Linked DNA regions of Homo sapiens: region 2 is linked to region 1. A link is an interaction called in ENCODE POLR2A ChIA-PET data of the cell type or tissue named here. Cell type or tissue: OCI-LY7. All regions are shown on one strand. Links, peaks and the distances in the headings refer to the core of each region. The heading gives the core; the rest is flanking DNA.

Evidence for each region. ChIA-PET counts read pairs that join two places held together with the same protein. Peaks named below come from ENCODE experiments on the same cell type or tissue, not always from the same donor. Only the 100,000 strongest peaks of a DNase experiment are listed, where the experiment ranks them.
Region 2: POLR2A ChIA-PET joins it to region 1 with 11 read pairs; 2 of 35 experiments call an interaction of 5 or more read pairs at or near these places.

Annotation. Positions count from the first base shown.
Region 1 is chr14:35,281,044-35,289,379 of GRCh38, reverse strand. The region is part of intron 9 of PRORP-PSMA6 (PRORP-PSMA6 readthrough); the gene reads right to left. It also overlaps a transcript of PSMA6 not described here. Among named protein-coding and RNA genes, the nearest start is that of PSMA6, 7.2 kb to the left of the region's middle. RefSeq lists enhancers at 1,688-1,747, 2,568-2,677, 3,535-3,634. In OCI-LY7, for the core only: a CTCF peak has its summit at 649; DNase peaks (open chromatin) are centred at 3,009, 3,439, 3,779, 7,829 and 2 weaker places; H3K4me3 peaks cover 3,369 bases; H3K27ac peaks cover 6,382 bases.
Region 2 is chr14:34,671,447-34,679,782 of GRCh38, reverse strand. It overlaps the pseudogene RNU6-1261P. Among named protein-coding and RNA genes, the nearest start is that of CFL2, 39 kb to the left of the region's middle. In OCI-LY7, for the core only: a CTCF peak has its summit at 7,053 (motif pointing left); a DNase peak (open chromatin) is centred at 7,002; H3K27ac peaks cover 269 bases.

The sequences.
Region 1 (8,336 bases), core at 110-8,109:
CCAGTCTGGGCAACAGAGTGAGACCTTGTCTCAAAAAAAAAAAAATCATAAATTTGTTCACTGTTTATTGTCCCTCATGCCCACCCACAATTTAACCTCTGTGATGGCAAGGATTTTTGTTTTGTTCACTGATACAGCTCAGACAACTTGAACAATAACCAGCATATATTAAGTGCTCAATAAATATTAGTTGAATGAATGAATCCCTAATGGTGTGGGAGTTAGTTCATCCTTTTTTATTTAAACCTGAATTTAAATTCATTTGTGACAGTTACTAGTTGGTATCAAACTCCTAGGCTCAAGCCAGGAGTGTCCAATCTTTTGGCTTCCCTGGCCACATTGGAAGAAGAATTGTCTTGAGCCACACATAAACTACACTAACACTAATGATAAGTGATGGGCTAAAAAAAAAATTGCAAAAAAATCTCATAATGTTTTAAGAATGTTTACAAATTTGTGTTGGGCCACACTGAAAGCCATCCTGGGCCACATGCAGCCTGCAGGTCATGGGTTGGACAAGCTTGGCTTAAGCAGTCCTCCTGCCTTGCCCTCCCAAAGTGCTGAGATTACAGGTGTGAGCCAGCATGCCTGGCCTGTGATGGGATATTTCAAATCACACATATTACGCACCCTGCAGTCTATGAGAATTATTTCACACATTCAAACAAATCTTCATCCCCTCTTGTGGTATGGTATTTAAGCTGGGCATAGGATTTTGGATGGTGTATATATTTTAATACTCTAAAGGATACTTCCTGGAAGGAATCAACCTCATTTTCAACACAAACATAAATTGAAAGCTAGGATTAAAAATCAGGCTCCTTGAGGGTGGTGGCCACATCTGTTTTTGTTGTTGTTGTTGTTGTTTTTGGCTTATTTTTTGAGATGGAGCCTCGCTCTGTCGCCTAGGCTGGAGTGCAGTGGCACGATCTCGGCTCATTGCAACTTCCGTCTCCTGGGTTCAAGTGATTCTTGTGCCTCAGCCTCCCAAGGAGCTGGAATTACAGGTGTGCACTACCACGCCTGGCTAATTTTTGCATTTTTAGTAGAGACAGGGTTTTGCCATGTTGGCCAGTTTGGTCTCAAACTCCTGGCCTCAAGTGATCCGCCTACCTCGGCCTCCCAAAATGCTGGGATTACAGGCGTGAGCCACCATGCCCAACTAGCCACATCTGTTTTGTTCACCAGTGTATCCTCAATACCAAACAGTGCCTAGCCTGAGGTAAGCACTCCAATCATTTGTTGAATATGCATTCTCACTGTTTAGGTTTTCTATTATGTTAATTGTTTTTCTTTATTCAAAAAGATTTGTCAGTAAATGAGAGATCCAAATTTCAAAACCCTAAAAGGTCAGAGATTTTATATTAGAATTTGAGATTTTTCCACATAGCTAAATGAATTCCTCTGGGAAATCTTTCAGAAAGACAAAACGTTTGCCAATTCCATTCAAAGGGAAATCCCCTGGAAGCCGACTTCGTGAATATGTGCCAACGGGCTCCGGGCAGCAGCTAAACTACTCACTCAGGTGGACTTTCCCCTGGGTCAGGGAGCTTTCAGAAATGTCTGGGTACCAATACTGCAGCTCTAACACAAGCCTGGGTGGCAGACTTGCTGTGTCTGTGTGGAAAGTTTGATCTTCCTCTCTGTGGGGCCATCAAGTTAGACTTTTTGAAATGACTTTCTGGTTTTTTGAAAAAATTTAGAGATGACTTGACATCTCGTGAGTCTTGGAAAATCTCCTGGGGGCCTCCGTTTGGCAAGGCCCACATTCTCCCCTGGGGGTGGAGGTAGGTGGAAGGTAAGGGTTACCCACAAGGCAAAGGTAGAAAGTGGCAGTGTAGATTCCCAGAGACTGCAGACATGCTGAATCACATGGTGTTTAAAGGCAAGATAAGAATGTAGCCCTTAGCTTAAGGTGCTCTGCCGGCAGTTTCAGTGAGCCAGGGAATAAAAAAAAAGAAGCCTATTTGTGTTTCCATATGATATTAGCAGGGGTTGAAACACAGTGCCCTGTGAGTTGGCCACTTGCAATACAGCATCTTAGAGGAGTATCCTGATGTTAAGGGGCCCCAAAGGACAGCTGTAATAAGGACAGAGCTAGGGATGTAGCAGTTCTGGGTAAAGAAAGGGACGTAGGACTCTGCCCAGCTCTCTGGCCAGATTTTCACTAATTCAGAGCTTCCTCCCTGAGGACAAGAACCTGGCTCTGTATCTTTCCCTTTTTTGTCTTTCTCAGATCCTTCAGTTCTTCTTGCACCCCAGTAGCTATGGTTGGCTACCTAGGACTTCAGTCATTCTGGATGAGTGTTGGAGGAGGAGAAAAGGGTACTTTCTCTACTCTAGTTCTATAATTTATGGGTAAAGGAAACGGACAAATGGAGCACCAAATGTGGTTTGGGGTGTGACTTCTGTGACTTACATGAGGCAACTTACATGAGGTTATGCTTCTCATAAGCCCTTCAAACCCCAGATTCCAATAAAGCAACCCTCCTCTGCCCCCTTGTCTGTAACATCTAGTGTGGTTCTTCTACCCTCTGGAACCAATGGTGGATGCAATACAGTGTTTAGCAACATAGAAGTCACACAACTATCATTTCCCTTCTGTGCCATCCCCTTACTAACCAGTCAGTGTGGTTCTGGGCCTGGATTATCTCAGCCATTCCCCAGAATAAATGCTGTCCTTTGGTTTGAGAGGGAATAAACTTGTATCACTTCAACCCAAAGGACATTTAAATACAACTATACATGAACCCCTCTATAGAGCCAAAACCTTTAGCTTTTCAGTTCACCCTTGTTTTTTAGCTATAATAACTTCAGTATTATCCTCTTACGGCTTTTGATATTTCTTGTTTTTCCAAGCTCTGTCTTAAATGAAAACCCGATGCTCAGCTTCTTGTTTCTGGAAGCCAAGGACTTTGAAAAACACTGAGAATTCTCATGGGTCTCCCCACAATACTGGAAGAAACAACGGAAGACCCCAGCTGGCTTGGGCTTAACCGTTGGTGGTTTTTAACATACAGCTTCCCCTTAGGCATGTTAACACAGGAAGCCCTTCATAGCTTGAGAGAACAGCAAATGTTCCAGTGAAAAATAAGATGGGGAAGGGTGGGAGAAGCGAACGGTCATATTGTGAACTTTGAAAATGGTCAGGTTCTGCTCTGAGTGTCAGCAGCACTGGGTTTGAATCTGAGCCTTGCCACAGATTACTTGGTGACCATAATCTCAGTTTCTTCTTCTCTCAAACAGGTGAGTATGCTGTACCCACTTTAAAAGGCATAGAAGTCCACTACGGTGAAATTAAGCCACCTACTATTTGACTGGAACTCAGCTTCTTTGTGAAAGGAGGGGGCGCACTGATGAATAAGGCCTGAATTGTTGGCTATTTCGCTTTGATCTATCCCTAGTAAAGAATGAAACCAAATAGGTACTGCATGGGCCTGCACTGCACACTGCTATTATTCAGAAGTGAAACTCACTCTGTCTTAATTTGGAAAGCAGCTAATTCTTACCTATCGTGTCACACACACATGCAGCCTTCACCCATGAATGTTGATGGGGGATGGAACTGCAAGATCAATTATTTCATGGTACCTCCCTACATCTTGGGATCTTTATGAACTTTATTTAGACTTTATTCACTCTATTCCCCACCCCCACCCTCAGCTCCCTGAAGGTGGGGAAAGGGAGGTGCAGAGATTGGCCAGTCACTAAGAAAGTGAGTCAAGAACAGAGAGGAAATAAGACTCAACAGCCTTCCCTTTAGCCTAGAGACACTTCCTCTTCCTTGAGGTTTCCTAATTGGCTGACTCTAATTCCTATTTTCTTACCACAAAATTAAGTCATCTGTGATGCTCAGAATGAACCAAATTCTCTTGAGGGTAATTGGAGAGAGGGAGAGAGAAAATGCAAATGAATGAGGTTTCTGATCATTTTGACCAATATTTTCAGTCACTAATTTAGAAACCAGTTCTTGAGAGTCCAGTTATTGATAGAAAAGCAAGAGTGTGCTACGGTTTTTTTTTTTGTTTTTTGTTTTTTTTGAGATAGAGTTTTGCTCTGTCACTCTGGCTAGAGTGCAGTGGCACGATCTTGGCTCACTGCAACCTCTGCCTCCCAGGCGATCCTCCCACTTCAGCCTCCCAAGTAGCTGGGACTACAGGCATGCACCACCATGCTTGGCTGATTTTTAAGTTTTTTGTAGAGATAATGTCTCACTATATTGCCCAGGCTGGTCTTGAACTCCTGGGCTTAAGTGATCCTCCTGCCTCGGCCTCCCAAAGTGCTGGGATTACAGTCATCGCACCTGACTCCAGTTTTATTTTCTACTTGCTTTTGAATGACTTGATGAACCTCAGCTGAGATCCTCAAACTTCACTCTAAATGTATTTCATCCATAATGGTGAAACAAAGGCAAGTTCCAAAAATCAACCACAGACAGCAGATTTAGGCACTGAAACATTCCAAAGATTAAAAACTCTGGGATGATGTCTTACAAGTACATAGCAAGTTTTATCCCAGTTACCACAGTACCAAGTACAGAGTAGATGTCTAATGAATAAACCTTTAATTCACTGAAGATATCATATGATTATAGAGGATGGCACTGAGAAGTTACTGTTTTTTTGAGGATCAGTGAGGCATCAGACACCACAGATTAAGTTCCCACTTAGCCAGCTCACACACAAAAGACCAAGGAGCAAGAGGGGTATTCACTTAAAGGAGAAGTAGGCATTAGAGGTAAAAATCAGGAAGATATTTTCAAACAAATTCTCCAAAGTAATTCAACATTTACTGAGCTCCCTCTTTGGGCAAGAAGCTGGGCTAGCTGCTCTGGGAGACACACAGATGAACCCGACAGCGTCCCCACCAGAGTTCCATGGAGATGAAACATGAATGAAAGCAAAGCTAACATGAGGTAGTCCGTAATACACAAGGAAATGTGTAACAGAGCAGCACAGATGAGAAAATGACCTTATATGCTCACGGGCCAAAGGGAATGTAAGACTACCTGTTGGAAGATGCATGTCCAAGCTCAGCTTAGAACAGGGAGAACTCTTAACAGGTGTGTTAAGAGCAATGTTAGGAGCAATATGGGAGGCACCACAATGCAACATGGAATGGGAGTGGCATAAACAAGCAGAGGAAGAAAAAAGATCCTGTGTTTAGGGCAAGCTAGGCAATAGCCTAACCTAAGTATGACTCAAAAAATGTTTTGGATTAGGGTACAAATGAAAGGAGCTGGCCTTGGATACTAAGCTAAGGAATTTATGCTCTATCTAGTTGGAAGGCTACGGGGAGACATTTAATGTTTTTGAGCAAGGAGAGTGGCAAGACTAGAATTATGCTTTGGGAAGATAAACCTTGTAGCTGTATTTATGAGGAACTGTCATTGGGGACATCAGCCAGGAGGCTATTGATAATAGACCAAGTGAAAGTTTTTGAAGGCCTGAACTGGGGTAAGCAGCAATAGGAATGGAAAGAAGAGATTATCTGCAAAAAATTTGTAAAGGCTGGACATGGTGGCTCATGCCTATCTATAATCCTAGCACTTTGGGAGGCCGAGTTGGGAGGATTGCTTGAGCCCAGGAGTTTGAGACCAGCTTGGGCAACATGGCAAAACCCTTTATCTACAAAAAATAAATTAACCAGGTGTGGTGGTGTCCACCTTATAGGGTGTGTGCCAGCGGTCCCAGTTACTTGGGAGGCTGAGGCAGGATAATTGCTTGAGCCCAGGAGGTCGAGGCTGCAGTGAGCTATGATTGCATCACGGCACTCCAGCCTGGGCAACAGAGTGAGACCCCATCTCCTAAAAAAAAAAAAAAAAAAAGAGTTCTAGTCTAACATCCTATTACACCTATTGCAAAAATTTTAGACTGTGAAGAAGATGAAGTAAAAATCATCCACAACCCAACATCCAGAGATACCTATTGACATTGTGGAATCAATGAAATGTTATTCCTTCCAGACATTTTCCTCCAAGTATTTTTTCTCTTTCTCTCTCTTTTTTTTTTTTTTTGTAGAGATAGGGTCTCCCTGTGTTGCCCAGGCTGGTCTCGTACTCCTGGGCTCAAAAGATTCTCCCACCTCAGCCTCCCGAAGTGTTAGGATTACAGGTGTGAGCCACCACACCTGACCAGCCAAGTATTTTCTTTCCTTCATTTAAAAAATGGGATCTTACTAGACATACTATTTTGGAGCTGCTTTTTCATTGATTCTATGCCAATGTACAAAGTATCGGTGGGGCACGGTGGCTCACGCCTGTAATCCCAGCACTTTGGGAGGCCAAGGTGAGTGAACACCTGAGGTCAGGAGTTTGACACCAGCCTGGCCAACATGGTGAAACCCTGACTCCACTAAAAAATACAAAAAATTAGCTGGGTGTGGTGGTGCACGCCTGTAGTCCCAGCTACTCAGGAGGCTGAGGCAGGAGAACCGCTTGAGCCCAGGAGGCAGAGGTTGCAGTGAGCTGAGATCTTTCCTTTGCACTCCAGCCTGACCCTGTGGGGTCTCACTCTGTTGCCCAGGCTGTGTGGGTCTCACTCTGTTGCCCAGGCTGGAGTGCAGTGGCTCGATCTTGGCTCACTGCAACCTGTGCCTCCCAGGCTCAAGCAATCCTCCTACCTCAACCTCCTGAGTAGCTGAGACGACAGGCACATGCCACCGTGCCCAGCTAATTTTTGTCTTTTTTGTAGAGATGGGGGGAATCTCACCATGCTTCCCAGGCTGGTCTTGAGCTCCTAGATGCAAGAAATCCTCCTGCCTTGACCTCCCAAAGTGCAAAGTATCATTTTAATCATTGCAACGTTAAAAGTTACGTTTAGGTTAGGTGCAATGGCTCATCCTGTAATCCCAGCGCTTTGGAAGGCCGAGATAAGTGGATTGCTTGAGGCCAGGAGTTCAGGACCAGCCTGGGAAACATAGTGAGACCCTGTCTGTAAAAAAAAAAATTTTTTTTTAATTTACAAATAAGTTAGAAAATTATCTGGGGGTGGTAGAGTGCGCCAGTAGTACCAGCTACTCAGGAGGCTGAGGCAGGAGGATTGCTTGAGTCCAGGAGGTCAAGGCTGCAGTGAGTCATGATCACACTGCTGCACATCAGCCTGGGTGACAGCAGGACCCTGTCTCAAAAAATAAAAAATTAAATTACAGTTATTTACTTCTTCCCTTATTTTGAATAGTTACTTCCAATTTCATTATTGTCAATTACACTATTATGAATAAGCTGTTTTCAAAGTGGTTCAGTTTGAGTGTCTCAGGTGAAGTTGGTCAGCTGCAAATGTGGAATTGGAAAGAAACCAATGGCAGAGATGGTGCCTTCTTTTGAGAATGTTGCTATGAAACTATCCCTGGGAAAGCACAGTTTTGTCCAGTCAGAGCCTAAAGGTATTTGTAAGTAAATGGGAAAGAGCTGGAGGAAAGGGATTAACTGAGAACAAGATCCCAATTCAGAAAGAAGGAACAGCGTGGATGTAGGTAGAAAAAGTAACCTAGGGCCAGGAGTAGTGGCTGATGCCTGTAATCCTAGCACCTTGAGAGGCCAAGGCAAGAGGACTGATAGAGGCAAAGAGTTCAAGACCAACCTGATCCTGTCTCTATTTTATAATTTAAAAAAAAATTTCTTTTTAAGTAACCTAGGGAAGAAAAGGGAGAAAAGATTCAGGAGAGGAAAATTATTGGAAAAGGCAAACATTGATGAAGAGGTTCATAACAGATGGCTTTTAGTTTCCAGTTAAGTCTGCTGAGTGTGAGAATGATGAGACTGACTCAGGACTTGGACTCACAGGTGTTGTTTTGTTACTATTTTTTATATAATTGTGGAGCTCACTGAGGCCCTTACTTCTCAAATTACAGTCTGCAGCATTGGCATCACGGGGTATGTCAGACCTGAATCAGAACTGGCATTTTGAGTGGGATCCCCAGGTGATTCTATGCCTATTAAGTTTGAGAAGCACTGTGATGGCCCATCTTCCCCACTTAACAGAAAAGGAAATGAAGGCTCCAGGAGATTAGCTGCTTGCAACTTACCTTTGCAGAGTTAAGACTGCAAAGGTTGGGAGAGCTCTTTCAGGAAATTAATGGGAATTTCATGACTTTTCTAGCAATACTATGGTATACAGGAGTGGAGAAAGTGGAATGGTTTGTGGCTACTCAAAATAAGGTTTAGAACTGAAAAGATGGAGACCAAAGGAGGTAAAAAGTATGAAAGAATTTGCACTGCTATTGAAGCCATCCCTCCCATGAATGCTTTGAGAGGCAGGGTAGGGAGAAAGGCAAGCAAAGTCAGATGGGAAAGGTCAATAGAGGCTTCCTGGGTGAGGAAGGGATAGGTCTAAGAA
Region 2 (8,336 bases), core at 114-8,113, 610 kb after region 1:
GGCCAACTCTCAGTTTCTTAAGACACATGAATATATATGTGTGTGTGTGTGTGTGTGTGTGTGTGTCTATATATATATATATATATATATATATATATATATATATATATACACACACATACAAATATCCCCACAGCCATGTATTACTTAACCATGAAGAATACATTCTGAGAAAAGCATCGTTAGGCAATTTCATCATTGTGTGAGCATCATCAAATGTACTTACCACGAACCTAGATGATATGGCTACTACACACCTAGGCTATATGGTGCAGCTTATTGCTCCTAGGCTACATACCTGTACACCATGTTACTGTACTGAATACTGTAGGCAGTGGTAACACAATGGTACTTGTGTATCTAAACACATCTAAAAACAGAAAAAGTGCAGTAAAAATATGGTGTTATAATCTTTTTATTTATTTATTTATTTGTTTATTTTTGAGACGGAGTCTCATTCTGTTGCCCAGGCTAGAGTGCAGCGGTGTGCATTTGACTCACTGCAACCTCCACCTCCCAGGTTCAAGCAATTCTCCTGCCTCAGCCTCCCGAGTAGCTAGGATTATAGTCGTGTGACACCACACCAAGCTAATTTTTGTATTTTTAATAGAGACGGGGTTTCACCATGTTGGCCAGGCTGGTCTCGAATTTCTGACCTCAGGTGATCCGCCCACCTCAGCCTCCCAAAGTACTGGGGTTACAGGTGTGAGACACCACGCCCGGCCTATGGTGTTATAATCTTATGGGACCACTGTTGTATATGTGGTTTGTGGTTCACTGAAATGTTGTTATATGGTGCATGCCACTATACACACACACACACGCACACATATGTGCACACACACACATGCACACACATGCACACACACGTGCACACCCACGCGCATGCACACATGCACATATAAGTATATAGCTCTATATATGTATATATACATATATGGGCATATGTGTGTATATATGTGTGTGTATATGTATAGTATACACAATTTGCCCCGTGAAGGAGGCACTGATGAATACAGAGGCATTCCTGATTATTCAGGTGGTGTGAGCAAGGGAAAGTAAAGTACTAACTGCTGATGGTTGAAAAGAGGTTTGAGGTGCTCTTGCCAACTAACAAGAGAATTTTTGCCCGAATAACTAGAATGAGTAGAGCATTCACAATCCATGGTATTAATATGGTTTGAAAGCAGTGTGAGTATGTCATAGCAGAGGGGGACGTGGCATGCAGTCTCTATTGTCTTGCGTCTCTGTGGTAAACACTTTTCAGTAGATACTGAATAATCAGGGTGAGATTATTAACCCGTTCTTCATCTCTGAGAAATTAACCCCACAGCACTCCAGTTTACCAGTACAAACCTTACTGTAGAGTTGTCTACTGGACTGTGAATAAATTCATCGGGTTCTAATTTGCAAGTCGAACTCTAAAATTTTCAATCTTCTCGCCTTCAATTTATTTTGAAAACAGTCTGTGCCTGAGTTATGACAAAGGAAGGGAGAATTATATTTTCACCCTCAAATTGATGGAATAACTTTAAATGAAACACCCATATTCCACTTAGAGACTGTAGTATTGACTACTTTCCTATTCTTACGCCTCCTAATTCTTAAGTGGGGGTGGTGGGGCCTTTAACAGCTGCACATTTCCAACACAGTCCTCCCTAAATGGTGTCAAATGACTGGGAATGAAGTTTTGGTAACTCTGGATGATTTATGCAGCCACTTAGTCATCGTTGTTCCATCAGGGGAAACAATGAGAGGCTTTTGTTTGTGTTTCTGTGTGTAGGGTGTGAGGGACAAAGAGAAGCAAATATTCATATAATGAAACTTTGGTCCTCTTTTTTTCCTCTCAACAGAGGTCTTTATATTCAAATTACTATAAATATAACATAAAAATAGAATATATACTGCACTGTGGCTCTTTCTACATTGTTTTCATGTATTTGCCTAGAAAGCTGCTTTTTTTCCTTCTCTCTCTGTTTTTTTTTTTTTTTTTTTTTTTTTTTTGAGACGGAGTCTCTCTCGCTCTGTTGCCCAGGCTGGAGTGTAGTGGCATGATCTCGGCTCACTGCAACCTCCGCCTCCCGGGTTCAAGAAATTCTCCTGCTTCAGCCTCCTGAGTAGCTGGGATTATAGGCGCGCGCCACCATGCCCAGCTAATTTTTGGATTTTTAATAGAGACGGGGTTTCACCATGTTGGTCAGGCTGGTCTTGAACTCCTGACCTTGTGATCCACCCGCCTCGGCCTTCCAAAATGCTGGGATTATAGGCGTGAGCCACCTTGCCCGGTGCCTTCTCTGTTTTTCAAAAAAAAAGTAATGCATGAATACATTCTAACCATAAAATAATCAAACATTATGGAAGTACGCAGAATAAAAAACCAATCTCCCTTCATTGCCCTCACCCAACCTCCACCCCCCACCATCCAGCCCCTACAAAAAAGATCCTTAAAAAAAAAAAAACCTCCATTGCCCTGGTTTTGGGCAGTTTCATAAGAACAGAAGACATATTGCAAGCAACAGGAAAATTCTAAAATATGGAAAATCAGAAATCACTGCAAATGGACCCCACTGTGAAGCATACCCCAGCAAGTGGCAGGGATAATTGTGGCAGTGTTTGAATGCAGGTCGAGGTAGCTCCTCTGAAGAAAAGGCACGTGGAGCCAAAAATATCTGGGTTTGCTTCTTTCTACCTCTGCCACTAGCTAGCTGAGTATCCTTGGGCAACTTTAGTTTCCCTAGCCATAAGGTAGACATGGTCACAGAGGCATGAAATGAGATTGTGTGTGCTGAACACCTGCCAAATGCCTGAATACTAGGTCTTCAGCAAATATTAGCTTTCCTCCAACCTCCAGAAGAACTTTGCTGCAACTGAGGCACCTAACAGTTTATTCCTGGTAAACTTCTAGTTATTTCTTGATGTCTGTGGGGAAATGATAATCCTATTTTGTACACTGGTTGTAAAAGGTGAAAAAGAGCATGGTTTGCTGTCCTGCCAGGCTGCTCAGAGCATGTCAGTGTTTTGCAGGGTTAATTAAAGGCTGATGTGAAAATAGGTCTCCACTACATTTGAGTTCAGGCAATGAATGTGGATTCAGACAAGAGTGCTGATGATTAAGAAATCCTAGTAGGCCAGATGTGGTGGCTCACGCCTGTAATCCCACACTTTGGGAAGCCGAGGTAGGTGGATCGCTTGAGCCCAGGAGTTCAAGACCAGCCTGGGTAACATAGGGAAACCACCACCGTCCCCGTCTCTACAAAAAAATTAAAAAAAAAAATTAGCCAGAGCTATTATTGTGCCACTGCACTCCAGCCTGGGTAACAGAGCAAGGCCCTGTCTCAAAAATAAAAATAAATAAATAATAAAAGAAATCCTGGCCAGGCACAGTGGCTCATGCCTGTAATCCCAGCACTTTGGGAGGCCGAGGTGGGCAGACCACGTGAGGTCAGGAGTTTGAGACCAGCCTAGCCAACATGGTGAAATCCTGTCTCTACTAAAAATACAAAAATTAGCCAGGTGTGGTGGCGCACACCTGTAATCCCAGCTATTCAGGAGGCTGAGGCAGGAGAATCGCTTGAATTTGGGAGGCAGAGGCTGCAGTGAGCCGAGATCACACCACTGTACTCCAGCCTGGGCAACACAGGGAAACTCCATCTCAAAAAAAAGAAAGAAATCCTGATAATCATGGGTATATTATCTCCTGGAAACCTGTATCACTAGGTGACTCATTAAAAGAACAAATTTAATAATGGGGAACACTGATACAAGAACATTGGATTCTCATTATTATTTTAAATATGGAACATTTCACAAATGTGTGTGTCTGCCTGGGCAGGGTCAGTGCTAATCTCTGTATTGTTGCAATTTTTAATACACATGCTGTTGAAGTGAGCATGGATTATTGCTTTTAATAGACTATTTTCTTTTCTTTTTCTTTTTCTTTTTTTCTGAGGCAGAGTTTCACTCTGTCACCGAGGCTGGCATGCAGTGGCGTGATCTTGGCTTGCTGCAACCTCTGCCTCCCAGGCTCAAGTGATCTTCCAGCCTCACCTTCCTGAGTAGCTGGGACTACAGGCACAAGACACCATGCTTGGCTAATATTTGTATATTTTTTTGGTAGAGACAGGGATTTGCCATGTTACCCAGGCTGGTCTCTAACTCCTGAGCTCAAAGCAAATCTGCCTGCCTTGTCCTCCCAAAGTGCTGGGATTACAGGTGTGAGCTACCATTAATAGACTATTGTCTAGAGCAGTTCTAGGTTCACAGCAATATTAAGTTGAAAGTACAGAGATGGCCAGGCACCGTGTCTCATGCCTAGGCGGGTAGATCACTTGAGCTCAGGAGTTTGAGACCAGTCTGGCCAACACAGTGAAACCACATCTCTACTAAAATACAAAAATTAGCCAGCTGTGGTGGTTCACGCCTGTAATCCCAGCTACTCAGGAGGCTGAGGCAGGAGAATCACTTGAACCCAGGAAGCAGAGGTTGCAGTGAGCCGAGATCGTGCCATTGCACTACAGCCTGGACAACAAAGCGAGACCCTGTCACACACACAAAAAAAGTACAGAGATAACCCATATACTCCTTTCCTAGACATACATGCAGAGCCTTATCCACTATCAACATCTGAACCAAAGTAGTACCTTTGTTACAATTGATGAACCTATATTTACACATCATTATCACCCAAAATTCATAGTTTACATTAGGATTTAGGCCAGATGCAGTGGCTCATGCCTGTAATTCCAGCACTTTTGGAGGCTGATGGCGGCAGATCACCTGAGGTCAGGAGTTTGAGACCAGCCTGGCCAACATGGTGAAACCCCGTCTCTACTTAAAAAAAAAATACAAAAATTAGCCCAGTGTGGTGGCAGGTGCCTTTAATCCCAGCTACTTGGGAGGCTAAGAGGTAATAGGTATGTGGTCCTATCTCATTGTTGTTTTAATTTGTGTATCCCTAGGAGAATCACTTGAACCCGGGAGGTGGAGGTTGCAGTGAGCCAAGATTGCACCATTGCACTCCAGCCTGGGTGACAGAGCAAGACTCTGTCTCAAAAAAAAAAAAACCCAAACAAACAGATTAACTCTTAGTTTTGTACATTCTGTAGGTTTTAACAAATGTATAATGACATGTATTCATCATTATAGTATCATACAGTGTAGTTTCACTGCCCTAAAAATCCTCTATGCTCATTTTTCCCCAACCCCTGTATTTCTGGTTTTTCCTTTTGTCTTTTTAATTTTTTCTAAGTTTTTCTTTATTTTTAATATTGAAACATTTTCGGCCAGGCTCAGTGGCTCACGCCTGTAATCCCAGCACTTTGGGAGGCTGAGATGGGTGGATCACCTGAGGTCAGGAGTTTAAGACCAGCCTGACCAACATGGTGAAACCCTGTCTCTACTAAGAATACGAAATTAGAAAAATTAACCTGGCATGGTCTCGGGCACTTGTAATCCCAGCTACTCGGGAGTCTGAGGCAAGAGAATCCCTTGAACCCAGGAGGCGGAGGTTGCAGTAAGCTGAGACTGTGCCATTGCACTCCAGCCTGGGCAACAAAAGTGAAACTCCATCTGAAAAAAAAAAAAAATTTCTTTCTTTCTTTTTTTTTTTTAGAGACAGTCTCACCAGTTTGCCCAGGCTTATCTCAAACTCCTGGGCCTAAGTGATCCTCCTGCCTCAGCCTACCAAGTAGCTGAGACTACAGGCACACACCATTATGCCTGGCTGCCTTTTCTAGAATGTCATATAATTGGAAACATACAATAGGTAGCCTTTTCAGATTGGCTTCTTTCACTTAGCAATATGGATTTAAGGTGCCTCCATGTCTTTTCATGGCTTGATAACTCATTTATTTTCAGTGCTGAATAGTATTCCATTATCTGGATGTACCACAGTTTATCCATTCACCTACTGAGGACATTTTCATATTGCTTCCATGTTTTGACCATTATGGACAAAGCTGCTATAAACATTGATGTGCACATTTTCATGGGGACATAAGTTTTCAACTTATTTGGTAAATACCTAGGAACACAATTGCTGTATCTTATGGTAAGCCGTTTAGTTTTGTAAGAAACAGCCAAACTATTTTCCAAAGGGGCTGTATCATTTGTCATTCCCAACAGCAATGAATGAGAGTTCCTGTTGTTCCACATCCTCACCAGCATTTGGTGTCCTCATTGTTGTGATTTTTGCCATTCTAATAGGTATGTGGTCCTATCTCATTGTTGTTTTAATTTGCATATCCCTAGTGACATATGAAAATCTTTTCATATGCTTATTTGCCATCTGTGTATTTTCTTTGGTGAGTTTGTTCTGATCTTTTGCCCATTATTTAATCGGGTTATTTTTCTTATTCTTGTGTTTTAAGAGGTCTTTATATATTTTGAATAACAGTCATTTATTAGATAAGTCTTTTGTAAATAGTTTTTCCCAGTCTGTGGCTCATCTTCTCATTCTCTTGAAATTATTTTACAATTATTTGTAAATGTTGATTAATGTGGCTATTTGGGAATACAGAAGCTTTGGTTTACATTACCAAGAAAATGTTCTGCAGTCATCCAACAGGTGAGCTCTTAATAAGCTGAAAGCATCGGCCTGGCAGGGTGGCTCACGCCTGTTAATCCCAGCACTTTGGGAGGCCAAGGCAGGTGGATCACTTGAGGTCAGGAGTCAGAAACCAGCCTGGCCAACATGGAGAAACCTTGTCTCTACTAAGAATACAAAAATTAGCTGGGCGTGGGGGGGCATCTGTAATGCCAGCTACTCGGGAGGCTGAGGCAGGAGAATCGCTTGAACCTGGGAGGCGGAGGTGGCAGTGAAGTGAGCCGAGATAGCGCCACTGCACTCCAGCCTGGGCGACAGAGCGAGACTCCGTCTAATAATAATAATAATAATAATAATAATAATAATAATAATAACAAGCTGAAAGTATCTTTCTGGAGATAAAGATTAAGGCACTGACCCCCAACTTCTGGAGGGATCCGCTTGCATTTTCTGCAGTCTATAAAGCCTAGAGTGCCCTCTGCTGGTTACCTTCTGAAAACCAGGCAGTCGATGGTTTCAACTCATTTATTTTTGAAATAACATCATAAGTAATAACCCTTACTCTCCTGTGATTTCTTTATCAAGTTACCTTCTGAAGGCTTATCTCAAGGAGAGAAAAATGACTATTCTTTAGTAACAACTTGATTCCTTAGTCAGAAGTGTGTTTTATTCCACCCCACCAGCCTGTGGAAGAAGAAAAAGAAAAAAAAAGTGTGTCTGATACATCTGCAGCATGTATAGAATTTTTAAAGTGTGTCTAAGATACATTTTATCTTATTTTATTTTATTTACTTTTTAGAGACAGAGACTTGCTCTGTTGCCCAGGATGGTGTGCAGTGGCGCAATCATAGCTCACTACAGCCTCCATCTCCTGGGCTAAAGCTATCCTCCCACCTCACCCTCCCAAAATCCTGGGAATATAGGTGTGAGCCACTGTGCCTGGCCAGATACCATTTGAAATGTGATCAATATGTCTGTTGGTTCCCAAAATCTAAAGTAATTAGCATTTTAGAAGAATAAATTAAAGTAGCCCAGCCCAGGCATGGTGGCTCACACCTGTAATCTCAGTGCTTTGGAAGGCAGAGGTAGGAGGATCGCTTGAGCCCAGGAGTCCAAGACCAGCCTGGGCAACATAGTGATACCTCGTCTCTACTAAAAATTTAAAAATTAGCCAGTTTGGCTCTGTGTCCCCACCCAAATCTCATCTCCATGTGTAATCTCCATGTGTTGAGGGAGGGAGGTGATTGGATCAAAGGGGCGGTTTCCCCCATGCTGTTCTTGTGATAGTGAGTTCTCAAGAGATCTGATGATTTTCCGAGTGTTTGGAAGTTCCTCTTCCTTCTCTCTCCTGCCACATTATGAAGAAGGTACCTTACTTCCCCTTCTGTCATGCTTGTAAGTTTCTTGAGGCCTCCCCAGCCATGCAGAACTGTGAGTAAATTAAACCTCTTTCCTTTATAAATTACCCAGTCTTGAGTAGTATCTTTACAGCAGCGTGAAAACGGACTAATACATGCGCACATTAGCCAGGCACAGTGGCTTGCCCCTGTAATCTCAGCTACTTGGGAGGCCAAGGCAGGAGGATTGCTTGAAGCTAGGAGTTGGATCAGCCTGGGCAATACAGTGAGACCTCCATCTCTAAAAAAATAAACACACACACACACACACACACACACACACACACACACACACACACAAATGTCCCACAGCTCACTTTTCCCTAGAAGATTGGCAGCTGGAATATCCAGTCTTGTATACATCACCTCAGAAATCTCTATAAGCAGACAGAGCA